Linked DNA regions of Mus musculus: all the other regions are linked to region 3. A link is a loop called in an ENCODE intact Hi-C map of the cell type or tissue named here. Cell type or tissue: heart. All regions are shown on one strand.

What was found. A loop is a pair of places that touch in the nucleus more often than their neighbours do. Peaks named below come from ENCODE experiments on the same cell type or tissue, not always from the same donor. Only the 100,000 strongest peaks of a DNase experiment are listed, where the experiment ranks them.
Region 1: a loop joins it to region 3, with 6 times the contacts of the local background. A loop is called at or near these places in 18 of 42 quality-filtered maps.
Region 2: a loop joins it to region 3, with 3 times the contacts of the local background. A loop is called at or near these places in 5 of 42 quality-filtered maps.

Annotation. Positions count from the first base shown.
Region 1 is chr11:60,350,203-60,352,702 of GRCm38, forward strand. All of the region lies in intron 1 of Tom1l2 (target of myb1-like 2 (chicken)), which reads right to left. Among named protein-coding and RNA genes, the nearest start is that of Tom1l2, 1.5 kb to the right of the region's middle. In heart, CTCF peaks have their summits at 1,251 (motif pointing right) and 1,821; a DNase peak (open chromatin) is centred at 2,039; H3K4me3 peaks cover 1,147 bases; H3K27ac peaks cover 944 bases.
Region 2 is chr11:59,884,112-59,886,611 of GRCm38, forward strand. No RefSeq gene overlaps it. Among named protein-coding and RNA genes, the nearest start is that of 1810063I02Rik, 36 kb to the right of the region's middle. In heart, a CTCF peak has its summit at 1,189; DNase peaks (open chromatin) are centred at 1,370 and 1,750; H3K27ac peaks cover 1,629 bases.
Region 3 is chr11:60,411,006-60,413,505 of GRCm38, forward strand. All of the region lies in intron 1 of Atpaf2 (ATP synthase mitochondrial F1 complex assembly factor 2), which reads right to left. Among named protein-coding and RNA genes, the nearest start is that of Atpaf2, 4.8 kb to the right of the region's middle. In heart, a CTCF peak has its summit at 1,394 (motif pointing left); no DNase peak of the experiment used is centred here.

The sequences.
Region 1 (2,500 bases), 61 kb before region 3:
CCTCCCCTACCCCCCACTCCACCCCTCTAGTTCCCTGGCTTGAGCTCAACATTGGGTGGAGAAGTGAATTTAGACTGCGCTGAAAGGGCACTTGGAGAGAAGAGGAAGACAGAAAGGAGAGTGGGTGGGAGACACAGTCGGGGCTGCAGAGAGGACTCGGTGCTGAACAGCACTTGCTGCCCAATCGTGAGAACTGGGGTTTGGATCCCAGCACCCATATCAGCTGGATCACAAATGCCTGTAACTCTGCACCATGGAATCTGATGCCCTCTTCTTCCTCCACGGGCACCCTATTCACACTCACACCGACGCATGCACACACATACATAAATAAAATAAAATCTTTTCAATATAAGAGGGGAGGCTGGAGAGATAACTCAGTGGTAGAGAGCACTGGTGCTCTCCCAAAGGATCCAGGTCTGACTCTCAGCACCCACATGGCAGCTCACAGCTGTCTGTAATTCCAGTTCCAGGTTCTGACACCCTCTTCTGGCCTCTGTGAGCACAAGGAATCAAGTGGTGTATAGACATACATGAAGGCAAAACAAACACATAAAATTGAAATATTTATATATATACATGCACATATATGTGTTTATATGTAAACACATAAAATTGCAGTATTTACATACACACACATATACATACAGAGAAAAAGAGATACTTGAGTGAACATCAGAGAAAGAAGCGTCATAGAAGTGGGAAAAGACTTTCAGGTCCCAGAATCCATGATCACTTATAAAAGACACTTTATCAAAAAAGAACAGAATGGCAGGGTGTGGTGGCACACACCTTTAATCCCAGCACGTGAGAGGCAGAGGCAAGCGAATTTCTGAGTTTGAGGCCAGCCTGGTCTACAAAGTGAGTTCCAGGACAGCCAGGGCTACACCGAGAAACCCTGTCTCAAAAAACAAAAACAAAAAGCCAAAAGCCAAAAACCAAAACCAAACAAACAAAAAACCCAAAAGGAACAGAATGCTCCCAAATGTCAATCAACAACAGAAAAAGCCTCCGTAAGTTTGTAAGCTTAACAACAGAAAAGTAGGCTATAAATTCATATACAAAGTAGAAACAAGCAAGTCTCTACTGCTTGAACTATAAGACCCATAAGGATAGTACAGAGCCCAGTTCATAAAAGATGATTTCAACCAGCCGGCAGACCCAACTTTAATTTTCAAAAATGTTACATATGTGGGCGTTTTGTTTGCCTGTCTGTGCACCATTTACATGGTATGTTTAGGTATGTATATAAAAGACACCAGAAGAGGGCAATCAATCCCCTGGATGTGAAGTTACAGCCAGTTGTGAGCCACTATGCAGTGCCAGGGCCTGAATCTGGATTAACAGCCAATGTCTTTAACCGGTGAGCCAGTTCTCCAGCCCCAAGTTTGTTTGTTTTTAAAGCTAGTCAGCACTTTTGACTGATCTGTTGGCATAAGCTCCCACCTTGGATGAAAGGCCAAATTGCTTTATTATTCATTACTTGCAGTGCTGGATCCTAGATCAAATCCAGGATTTTGTGTGTGCTAAGTTAATGCTCTACCACTGGACTATTCCCTGGTCTGCCAGTGTTTTCTTCTGTAAGGAAACTTCACAGCGGCCAGTGCCATTCCTTATGCAGCATGCGGCCCGCCTCTAACTCCTTACACTACTGACAGCTGCTCTGATTACTCTACTACCACTTTATGTAGTGGGAGAGCAAGAGGCAATGTAAGGAGACGCTTAATATCAACAAGGAAGATTCAGAACTTTAGAACTTGAAGAGTCCCACCACATCTTATCTCCAAATACCCCGTGTGGCAGACAAGAGAACGTCAAAATATAAAGCGCACAAGGTCAGGAGGAGCGTCCCTGGCAAAGTCACTACTGGAGTCCAAGTTTCCGGGATCCAATGGACTGCTTATCAACAAAGCAGCCCTGCCTCCCTTCTTTCCTAGGAGGCCTAGGAGATTCTGCCGCCACGCCATCCCCCTGCCAAGCCAGTCACTTTCCCCGAGGGCCTCCCCCATCCCAGTCCCTCCTACAGCCTGACTGAGTTGCAGCTCAAATTAGAAGTCGTGCAGCATGGGGCATTTTCTGGGAAAGTGCCCAGCCTCAGAGCCATTGGTACCAATGAGCAGGGACAAGGACGGAAGAAAGAGTTCCATTCCACAAAGGCTCCGGGAGACAGAGGCCCTGGGAGCAAAGGCAGCGAGATACCTGGGGAAGAGTACTCGCAGTGACATCTCCCAATACGCAAGGGTAAGCAGACTAGCATGGACACTACTTCTGGGGAGAGACTTGAAAGGCTGGGCCCTGATGGGCAGGGATGCCGGGGACCTCTCTAAGTCCAATCGGCACCTCGGGGGAGCCTCCTTGTAGGGTGAGGTGGCACCAGCGTCAGGCAGAGGCCTCGTGACAAGGATGCCCAGTCCACCTTTGAGATGACACCACTTATTGGCAGAGGCCCAACCCGCACGTGAGGTGATTTCAGTGCCGGGAGGAGGCCCGCGGATCTCAC
Region 2 (2,500 bases), 530 kb before region 3:
TGTCATAGCTCCTTTCCTTCTAATTACAATTTGACACTTTCAGACTGTCCATTTGTAGATGCTTGCTGGTCACCCCATAGACAGGCCTGGCCCCAAGATCCCTGTGTGTGGCTCCAGCCCCACACTACGCTGGCCATCTCTGCTGAGTTGGGCTCTGGATAGGATGAGGGCCAGCACCATGGTTCCTGCTGCTGGGGGAGGGCTGTGTGCTGACATGCTCTGACTACTGACTAGGTTATAGACTTTGTTCATCTTCAGTGCCAACAGGGAGCCAGGGTATCAATGGGGTAGAGTGGGACTTCCCTGAGGAGGGCTGTGACCTCAGTTCCTATCAGCTTCTTTCTTGACACTGTCTGATGTTAGGTTCCCCCAGCTTTGGCTTCCAGCCCATCTGCTGTCAATGGTTACTGGAGCTTGGGTCAACTTCATGCTGAGCAACTGCCCAGCCTGTTCCCAGGGTGTCAGCTGAGGTAGATACCCCTGTGTACGCAAAGCCTTTCATTACTGCCAAGTCCTCATCTCTGCCTCCTGCCTAGCCCAGCTCCTCTGACCTCACTAGCTACTCACCACCACTTTGGTTGGAGCCTGTATCCCACCACAAAGCCTCTACACTACACTTCCCTCCTCCAGAGGCTGAGGTGGGTGAAGACTGCTCTTCAACAGTGTTCGGACACCAGGTCTTTCTTAAATGGCATCCTTTGCCTAAACTTGGACCTCTCCACCTCCAGCTTCTGGGCCACCACCTGCAACTCTCCTTCATTTGGGGGGAAAGGCTATGTCCCTAACCCCTAAGATCCCAAAGGAACAGAGATGGAGAGGAAGAAGAGAGATGGACAGATATTTAAATAGGACACAAGAAAAAGGGGAATTTGCAGGGCAGGGCAGGTGATAAGAAGGGCCATGAGGGAAGGGCACAGTTCAGAAAGCTGAAGACCATGGAGGGACTAAGAACTAAGACAAGGCCCGCGCAGCCTTGTGCAGAAGGGTAGGCCCGTGGGAAAGGGTAGAGGAGCACGGTGATGGCACCCAACCTCCTGTGACAGTGACACCCCCACCGTCCCAAGAATATAAACATCCTGAAGGCATCATCCTGCATGGCCTCCCGCAACCACACAGAGATATCCATGTGATAGCACAGGCAGTGTTTAAACAGCTGTAGCCATCGGCAGCTGGTCTCACATGGAGGCGCCCCAGAGCCATATGAAAACAGGAGCCTGCAGCCATGATTAGCCCTGGATTCTTGAGAAAAGCTTCTTGTGGAGGAAGGAGAGCACTTAAAGGAGCGAGAGCACAGGGCTTGGGGGCGCTCCTGGGCCATATGGCACCGGAAGCTCCGTGGGAGGGTGTTCCGGAAGCATGGAGGGCTTCTGGGAAAGGCAGACAAGTTCAGAGGCCGCGTAGTCTTTTCTGGGGCTTCTGACCATCTGTTGCCCTGTTGCCCTTGCAGGTTTCCTCTCTCTGGGGCCCCAGGAAGTAGCTGGTGGCTCTGCCTGGCCATTAATTCACCCATTTTGTTCTTCCCCAGGCTCTGAGCCCTGTGCTGAATATTCAGACTGGCTGCCTGATTTACCCCTGCCTGCGTTTGAGTGGTTCTATTTATAAAGCCCCAAGGATAGCTGACGAAAACGGTGAAGAAGAAACAAAATTTTCAGAGTTTAAAGGCACTATGCCAGCTGTTTGTTTGGAAAATAGGATGACGTCTATTCTCAGTTCCTGGCCTTCCCCTGGGACTGGGGAAGTCAGATTAGGCTGAGGCGTAGCTACCCGCAGAGCTGGACCACACATCACGCCCTTCTGTACCCACGACTTCAGAAACATTGTTTCTCCTTTGCTGACCTTGGATAGTGAAGGATGTTCTCCCTGCAGAGCACTCCAAATCCTTCCTGGGTTCTCCTATTGCATCCTTCTCCATCCCCTTTGGCTAAGGTGCCATGTCTTAGTGTTCTAGTGCTGTGAAGTGACGTCATGACCACTGTAACTCTTATAAAGGAACACATTTCACTGGAGCTGTCTTAGTTTCAGAAGTTGAGTACATTGTCCTCATGGCAGGCAGACATGGTGCTGGAGACATAGCTGAGAGTTCTACAACCAGATTACAGGCAGCAGAAAGAGTCAGGGCCGCTGGGTCTGGCTTGAGCATTTGGAACCTTAAAACCATACTTTTTCTAACGAAGCCACACCTCCTAATCCTTCTCCAGTGGTGCCACTCCCTGATGACTAAGCATTTAAATATATGAACCTATGGGGGCCACTCTTATTCACACACACCCAAAAAAAACCTCCACTTTTTCCTTGGAGGAGAGCCCTGCTAGGCCTTTTGCTGTGGGTTGGGAAAGTCTTGGGAATGGGGACCTGACGCTCAGGTGCCCTGCGATGCTGTGTAAAGCCTATGCTCAGATCTGGGAAGGAGGTATTGACCTCCTGGTCATTTTCTATGTGGCGCATCTTCCCTGGCTGATCCTTGACTTACTGTAAGGTGTGATGTGTTATACTTACTTCA
Region 3 (2,500 bases):
GACAGCTAAGTTTCCTATAACCCTCATCTTCTAGCATGCTCTGCTAGCCAGGGCTACCTCTATATCTGAATAAGAATTTAAAAGTATGGATAGTAAGGTGATTAGAGAGGAAATAAAGACACACAGAAAACAAGACAGTAGAAAGGCAAAAGAACCCAAGAGATAATGGCTTCATATTCAAAGGCTTTAGACAGGGCTTTTCAGTCTGAAGTTTTGACACAGGGCAAACACCAGTCTTCCTACTGGTCCTTACATTCAAGGACCAGCCTTGGGGATGAGATGTGCTCTCCAGAGGTTCTGTCTAGTGAGAGCAAAATGAATAAGTGACTTCAATGACAGCAAGAACATGTGGATGGTGGGAATCCAGACTGAGGAATCCTTATCCCATCTTGAGTTGCAAAAGGACCTCTGAGCAAGCAGTTAAGAGTTCATATGTGGGGGCTGGAGAGATGGCTCAGTGGTTAAGAGCACTGACTGCTCTTCCAGAGGTTCTGAGTTCAAATCCCAGCAACCACATGGTGGCTCACAACCATCTGTAATGAGATCTGACGGCCTCTCTGGTGTGTCTGAAGACAGCTACAGTGTACTTAGACATAATAAATAAATAAATCTTTAAAAAAAAAAAAAAAAGAAAAGAATTTTCAGGATTAGAATGGCTTACATGAGGCTCAGTTGATGAAGTACTTGCTTCACAAGTATGATGATCTAGTTGAATGCCCTGTACCTATATAAAAAGCCAGAGAATAGTCATGTAGCTTTCAATACCAGTGTTGAAGAAGTGGGAACAAACAAGAGGATCCCTGCAGCTTGCTGGCCATTTAGCCTAGCCAATTCAGCAGCCCTGTCTCAAAACACACGGAGAGGGTCAGCAAGATGGCTCAGCAGGTAAATGTGCTTATCATGCAAGCCCAATGACCTAAATTCAATCCCCAGATCCCACACAAGTTTGAAAGGAGAGATGACCACATAAAGATGGTCTCTGTCCTCCACATGCATGTGTGGCACATATATCCAGACACATATACAAACAATGAAAAACAAAGAGGCAGCCATAAGAAAACAAAAACAAAAAACAAAACAAAGACAGGAGAGAACAACTTTGAAAAGCTAGTCATAAGAAGAATGAGAAATTAATAACCTCTAGTTTTCTTCCCTGAGACGTTGCTTAAGTCCATATACAGAAACAAGTGGTTTTCAGTGTCACTTCCTTCTTAAATCCCTCTTGTCTAATGTATGGTTATTCTACCACTCACAGTTTAGGAGCTGCCCCCTACCCCCCACTTTTAAGAACCTAAAGGCACAGGACTACAATTCCCAGACTACAATAAAAATCTGTGTCAACCATACAATCATGATACCGTTATCTTTTAAAACAGCGCCATCTGGTGGGTCTTGGACCTTAAAGCTAAATTCAAAATAGTTAACCTTTTATAATCCTATGACATCTCTAAGTGGTGGTTTTCAGACATCAAAATTCGTTTAACATAAACATATAAAGAAAGCCTCCAACTCAGGCCAGGTATGGTGGTGTGTGCCCTTAACCACAGCACTGAGGAAGCAGAGGTAGGCAGTTTGAGACCAACTTGGTCTACATGGAGATCAAAGCCATCCAGGGATACACAGAAAGACCATCTCAATAATTAATGTAATTAATAATCCACACTGAAATACTACATCACACCCTTTGAGGTGACTATAATAAAAAAGTCAGACAATAACAAGTTTTAGTGAGGGTATAAAGAAATTTGAGACTTCATGCACTAGTACTAGAAATTTAAAACATTGCATCCACCTTAAAAAACAAAAAACAACCTTAAGGGCTAGGAGGTGGGGACACAGGTATTTAATCTCAACAACTGAGAGCAGAGGCAGATGGATCTCTGTAGTGTGAGGTCAGCCTGCTCTACAATGCTAGTTCCAGGACAGCTATGGCTATACAGAAAAACTATCTTGACACCCCTCGCCACCAAAAAACCCCCAAAAAACAAAAACTAATCTTACTATTCCTTAATGAGCTAATTTCCATTTGATCCAGCAATTTTAAGCTTAGAAAATATAGCCAGGAAAGATAAAACCAAACCCATGCAAAAACTTGTACACAAAAAGTGCTGTATCAGCATCATTCATCATCATTCATTACTCAACCAAAGAGTAAGAAACAACTCACGTGTCCATAAATGTGTATTTCTACACCAAGCTATTCAGCAATAAAAAGACTGGACTATGGATATATGTATGATACAACACAGACAGACCTTGAGAACATAAATACTCAATTACTAAGTAGAAAAGGCTAGTCCTAAGCTCCACACAATGCAATGTCTAAAACTGAAATCTTTAAGGAAGTAATGGTTGCCTACGGCTGGGGAGATGGCCAGGCAGGTGGATGGTACTAAAGGGTACTCGCTGCCTTTTTTTTTTTAATGTGTTTAGGAATTTTGCCTGCATGTATGTCTATCCACGATGTGCACGCCTTGTGCCCAAGGCCAGAAGGCATTTG